2 separate regions of the Homo sapiens genome follow, and region 1 is linked to region 2. Evidence: chromatin loops called from intact Hi-C (ENCODE). Cell type or tissue: B cell. All regions are shown on one strand. Links, peaks and the distances in the headings refer to the core of each region. The heading gives the core; the rest is flanking DNA.

Region 1 (2,911 bases), core at 281-2,780, 47 kb before region 2:
TGCAGAAGTAGACAGAGCTGTCTCTAACTTGGTCTTCCATTACTGACTCTGCGCGGCACAGCGGACAATGCGGGAAGGGCGAGCCTGGAGCGGCCCATCAAGGAGGGTGTGCTCACTCACAGGGTCACCCGAAGGCTCAGCCTCATCTGGAAGAAGGATAAAACTAATCAGCCTCTCGGCGGGAGCTGCCCGGCGGCCCTATGCACACGGGGGCCCTACGCACACGGCATGGCGGGCTGTGGAACACATGTCATACAGCGCTCCGGTCCCTGCAACAACCTAGGAGGGAAATGCGAGGATGCGCCTATCTTACAGAAGTACCTGCCCATGGTCACACATCTAGTAAGAGAGGCATCCTCTTCACCACTCACTGCACTGCACTGAGGGAGAAACCCCGCCCAAGTTTGTCTAAACTAAAAGAATTGTCAGCGAGGACATTTTTTCAAATTACATCTAAAGTGGCAAGAATAGCTTTTCTCAGAACTACTGGGCAGGACCTGATCCACCCTGAGAAGAGAGTCTTGTGCTCAGGAGCTGCAGAGCGTCACTAGATCCATCCAGAGTGCCAGACTTCTCCACCACAGGCTCCTGAGAACCCGGAACTGCCCATCTACACTACATCCCTAAAAAGGTGCAGGAAAAAGCACTTCCACACTTACTAACCATGGGACCCTGAGGAACTCTGGGAAACAGTGGGTTAGAAGGTCTAATATAAAATCTACGGGTTATCAATTAAATAAAAGTGGCCGGGCGTGGTGGCTCATGCCTGTAATCTCAGCACTTTGGGAGGTGAGGCGGGCAGATCACCTGAGGCCAGCAGTTCGAGACCAGCCTGGGCAACATGGTGAAACCCCATCTCCACTAAAAATACAAAAATTAGCCAGGCATGGTGGCGGGCACCTGTAGTCCCAGCTACTCGGGAGGCTGAGGCAGCAGAATCGTTTGAACCAGGGAAGCAGAGATTGCAGTGAGCCGAGATCGTGCCACTGTACTTGAGCCTGGGTGCCAGAGCAAGAGTCTCAAAAAGAAAAAAAAAAAAAAAAAAAAAAAAGGGCAACTAAAAACTTTACTTGGATAAAGATGATGAAAGTTTTGAAATGTTAATTATTTTATAAATATACATATAAAAAACTGAAGTAATTAAAAATATTAGCATTTACATGATACCCCAAATGTACAATCTATTCTTCTTTCAAGCTTCTAATATAAACCTTCTTAGGTTAACTATTTTTAACATTGCTCTTGAGGAAATAACTGGAATTGTGTTTCCATAGTAATGATACTGAGGTATACGAAGTAGAATCTACGTACAGAACCATAAAAATGGGAGAGATTTGTCATTTGGCGTGCTCTAATCTAAGAGCTCACCAACTCCTGCTTTCAGTGAAATTGTATTTGAATTCTTTTAGAGAATGGTTTAAACTGCCTTGCTTTAAAGCGGGCAGCTGGACTCAATGAAATGGATCACTCTGGTATAAATTCCATCTACAGCCGTTTGCTACCCATAACAGAGGCTTACCTTCCCAATATTTCCAGTAACTCTGCTATGCCATTATGATGCTCTGTTTCATAAATAAACCTAGAAAAAACAATTTTCCCATTAGAATTAGACACTGAACTAACCTGAATAAGAAAACAATGCTCTAGGAGGAGCCATGGAGCCAGGCAACAAGAAGCGCATCTATTTGTGCAAACACTGCTCGTGGTGAGCAAGCAGCCCTTCAGGAACCAAAGAAACTCCTCAAGGCCTGCAGCTGTAAATGCCTCGAGGGCAGAGAACTTGGTCTTGCACGAATTTTTTTCTCAATATTTTATTTTGGAAAATTTCAAGCATCTAGGAAAACGGAAAGAATTCTACAGTGAACACCCATTTCAACCACCAGATTCGACCACGAGCAATGTGCTCCATCTGCTTGATCACACGCACATCTGTTCATCCATCTTTTACTCGTTCATTAATCCATCTTACGTTTTTGCTGTATTTCAACATAGGCCAATGTCTTACTTAATTTTAAAGCCCGCAATATTTAGCACAGTTCCTGCAAAGGGTAGAAGTGATTCCTGAACTCCTCTTATTCTACCTGCCCAGTTCCCCACTGACACCCACACGCATCCTCCGTGCTGTCTCAGGTGCGATCTTTCTGAAGCACCCATCTGCGACAGACCCAGCTCCCTTCCTCTGAGACATCTCTGTCCACTGCGCCTGCTTCTAGGGGAGCCCCAGGACACGCACCCTACCCTCTGTGCCAGCCTGTCTCCCTCCAGATGGGGCCACTGCAAAGACAGGGCCAAGGACTTCTCGTGACTATGTTCCCAGGGCTAGGAGCAAGCCTGGCATCTGTTTGATGCTGAAAACACGTCTGCTGAATAAACCGGGCACAAAGAGAGGGAACAGGGACATGTTAGGAAACAGGAAAATGTCCTCCCCGCAAAGGGCTCCTACAGAAACAAAGAAGCCTCTCCTGCCCCAAGCCTCGTGCACCTGGGATTGGTCTAGAGCAGTCCACGAGGGGTATCCTGCATGCAGTGAGAGGGTCTGAAAGATCCCTGCCCATCAGATGAAAACCATTTGATTAGAGACCGCTCTAAGCCAAAAATAAGTTTGAGAAGATTAAAAAATTCAACTCTGAAATTTCGTTCACTTTGTTTGAAACAAATGAAATAGTGTGACCTTAACATCCACAGATGTGAAATATTTTTCAAGAATGGGTCTTAACATTTCTATGTTCCCAAACATCAGAATGCACTGAGAGGTGGTGCTTGAATTGGGTACTGAAGGAGGATTTTCACAGATTTTTTTTTTTTATATGGCAGTGTGGAGAGGGAGAAGAACTCGTTTGGCTGGAACAAAGGTCTGTGCCGTGGAGTGGGGTGGGCAAGATGCATGGAGAGGCTGGAAGGCCAGCTTAGA
Region 2 (2,911 bases), core at 225-2,724:
ACGGTGTTAGCTGAATTGGAAGATTCAATTTTTTTTTTTTTTTAAACAGGGAAAGGTTGAGACAGGTCAAACAAACTCCTAGGGATAAAGATATAAATCCAGCACAGCATTATTTCCAGATACAGGCCATATTTCCCACATAGGACTCTAGTTCTAGAAAGCCTTGGGGAGAACAGGCACCCAGGGCACTGATTACTAAATGCTCAACACCCTTCGTGCAGCCCGTTATCGCTTCATCTTCCACTTTCACTAGCATGACTGGTGAAATACTGAATGTTAACAATATTACTGCACCTGGTGACAAGAAGCTCCAACAATGCAGTAGCTCATTTATCCAAAGAACAAAGGCAGGTACTGTCTCAGGAAAAGTAACAGCTCTTAACATTTGACAAGAAGATGTAATAAGTTCTTTTCAATTCCATCTTGAAATTGATTCCAGAACCTTCAATATGTTTACCAGCAGACAAAGCAGTGTAGAGGTGTGAAAAAGATACACTGAAAATACACACACTTTTCCAGGCCCTTTTTATGTTCTCTACTTCCTTTCTCCATGTCTCAGACAGAGGAGGTTCAAGTGCTTCCTTCTAGACACGAACTCTTGCTGAAACTTGGCTCTTCCTTCAAATGACGTCCAGCCCGGGGATGACAGCAGGGAGGGTCGGTGACAGACACAACCCAATGAGCATGCGGCCTGTGTGCCAGGACCTACCGGGCCCTGCGGTGCTGCCGGAGCTCCAGCCTTGCAGGGGCAGCCGGGGGATCAGGGCCACAGAGCAACACGGGTACCATGTCACGTGCCAGAAACCACGATATCAGAACTGTGTGCACGTGTGTGTCCAATCTCTGGGGAGGTGAGACAGAGAGAAACCAGTGCCAGACCGCTCCGGCCCCTCCCGCAAGCTGCCAGCCTCCTCGAACTTGTCAAATACCCACCGTTCCACTCTCTAAGATTCGAATTAGTTACCTGGTATTGGTATTAACCTACTTTGCGTTCTGGCCTCCACCTCACCTGGCCATCAACTCAAAAAAAAAAAAAAAACAAAAAAAACACCAAAAACAGATAATCACTTTAAGATGGATGATGATGAAAATGAGCACTAGCTATCTTTAAGAATGATCGTAGGGGCAAAGGATGAATTGTGCATTGTTGAAGCAGAGGCAATGAATGATGAAGGTAGTCCGATTACGGTAACACTGATGGCTTTGAAAACATCTGTACAGCCAAGGGCTTCCCTTGGGCTATGAAATACCACCACCTGTGGCGTTGTGGGTGAAGTGTGGTTCAGGGCCCGTGTGTATCAATGGATGGCACTTAGTAGCTGGGGAGGAAGATGCAGAGTCAGAGACAGGAGGATGTGAAACTCTTCAGAATATCTGGAAAGCGATCTCCCCCTGGAGGTGGCAGCAAGGTTCCACAGAAAAAAGTAAAATTTGCTGTTGCTGAAGATGATGATGATGATGATAAGGAAACTGAAGACAAATCTCCAGTGAAGAAATCTATACGAGATACTCTACCCAATCATGCACAACAATCAAACCAGAATGGAAAAGACTCCAAGTCACCAATGTCAAGAAAAGGTCAGGAATCCTTCAAAAAATAGGAAAATACTCCTAAAACACCAGAAGAACCTAGTTCTGCAGAAGACATTAAAGCAAACATGCAGCCAAGTATAGCAAAAGGTGGTTCTCTTTTCAGAGTGGAAGCCAAGAAAATCAATTATGTGAATGGCTTCTGGATGACTGACTAGGGGGCTATTCAAGATCTCTGGCAGGGCAGGAAGTCTCTTTAAGAAAATAAACAGTTAAAAATGTTCCATCTTATTTCGTATCTCTAACAGTTGATATCTGGCAGTCCTTTTTATAATGCAGAATGAGAACTTTCCCTACCATGTTTGATCAATGCTGTCCAGGTTCCATTGCCAAGAATATGTTGTTCCCAAATGCCAGTTTGTTTTAGATAGGGTCTTGCTCTGTCACCCAGGCGGGAGTGCAGTGGTGTGATCACAGCTCACTGTAGCCTCAACTTCCTGGGCTCAAGCGATCCTCCCACCCCAGCCTCCCAAGCAGTTAGAACCACAGGCACATGCCACCACTCCTGGCTAATCTTTTTATTTTTTTGTAGAAGACAGAGTCTTGCTGTGTTGCCCAGGTTGGTCTTGAACTCCTGGGCTCAATCAATCTTTCCCCTCTGGCCTACCAAAGTGCTGGGATTACAGGTGTGAGCCACTGTGCCCAGCCCAAAATGCCTGTTTAGTTATTAAAGATGGAACTCCACTCTCTGCTTGGTTTTAAGTATGTATGGTTTTAAGTAAGTATGATAGGACATAGTAGTAGCGGTGATCAGACACGGAAATGGTGGGGAGATAAAAAAAATACATGCGAAATAAAACTCAGTATTTTAATAAAGTAAAAAAAAAAAAAAAAGAAAAAAGACACATCACTCCCATCCATGCCCTCCCGAGCTAAGGCTGGTCTACCCATGCCAGGTGTGAGCAGGCACCACGGCCACGCTGCTCTCAGGGGACTGACCACACCTGGGAAGGGCTGGACATAGATGCATGACCTGGAGGATGATTCTGGGATAGAAGCAGGCGCCCCTCAGGTGGTGACTCACAGCTCCCCAGTACAGTACCCTCATGCCTGTCACCAGCACACCTGGGTGGGGACCCTGATGAGTGCACGCAGAGCACCCCGGTTGGGGCCGAACCCCAGCTTGCTCCTCACTCCCCTTTCCTCAGGATGCTCCAGTGGCCGCTCACCAGGCAGGAAAGCAAACCAACAAGCAACGTAGCCACTGAGAGCCCACGGGCGCTCCTGCCCTCTCCTCCTGTTTCAGTGGGGACTTGAGGGGGCAGGCTGCACCCGGAAACCTTGGCTTTCGATCGCTTTCTCAAAGGGCCCATCATATCAC

The links. A loop is a pair of places that touch in the nucleus more often than their neighbours do. Peaks named below come from ENCODE experiments on the same cell type or tissue, not always from the same donor. Only the 100,000 strongest peaks of a DNase experiment are listed, where the experiment ranks them.
Region 1: a loop joins it to region 2, with 5 times the contacts of the local background. A loop is called at or near these places in 6 of 110 quality-filtered maps.

What each region holds. Positions count from the first base shown.
Region 1 is chr14:101,888,905-101,891,815 of GRCh38, reverse strand. PPP2R5C (protein phosphatase 2 regulatory subunit B'gamma) reads right to left here. Exons shown (of 16, transcript NM_001352913.2): 8 at 1,520-1,579. Among named protein-coding and RNA genes, the nearest start is that of DYNC1H1, 74 kb to the left of the region's middle. In B cell, for the core only: a CTCF peak has its summit at 1,631; a DNase peak (open chromatin) is centred at 1,671.
Region 2 is chr14:101,842,271-101,845,181 of GRCh38, reverse strand. The region is part of intron 3 of PPP2R5C (protein phosphatase 2 regulatory subunit B'gamma); the gene reads right to left. It also overlaps the pseudogene NPM1P20. Among named protein-coding and RNA genes, the nearest start is that of PPP2R5C, 82 kb to the right of the region's middle. RefSeq lists enhancers at 605-704, 1,345-1,494. In B cell, for the core only: CTCF peaks have their summits at 1,172 and 1,371; DNase peaks (open chromatin) are centred at 771 and 1,301; H3K4me3 peaks cover 448 bases; H3K27ac peaks cover 1,844 bases.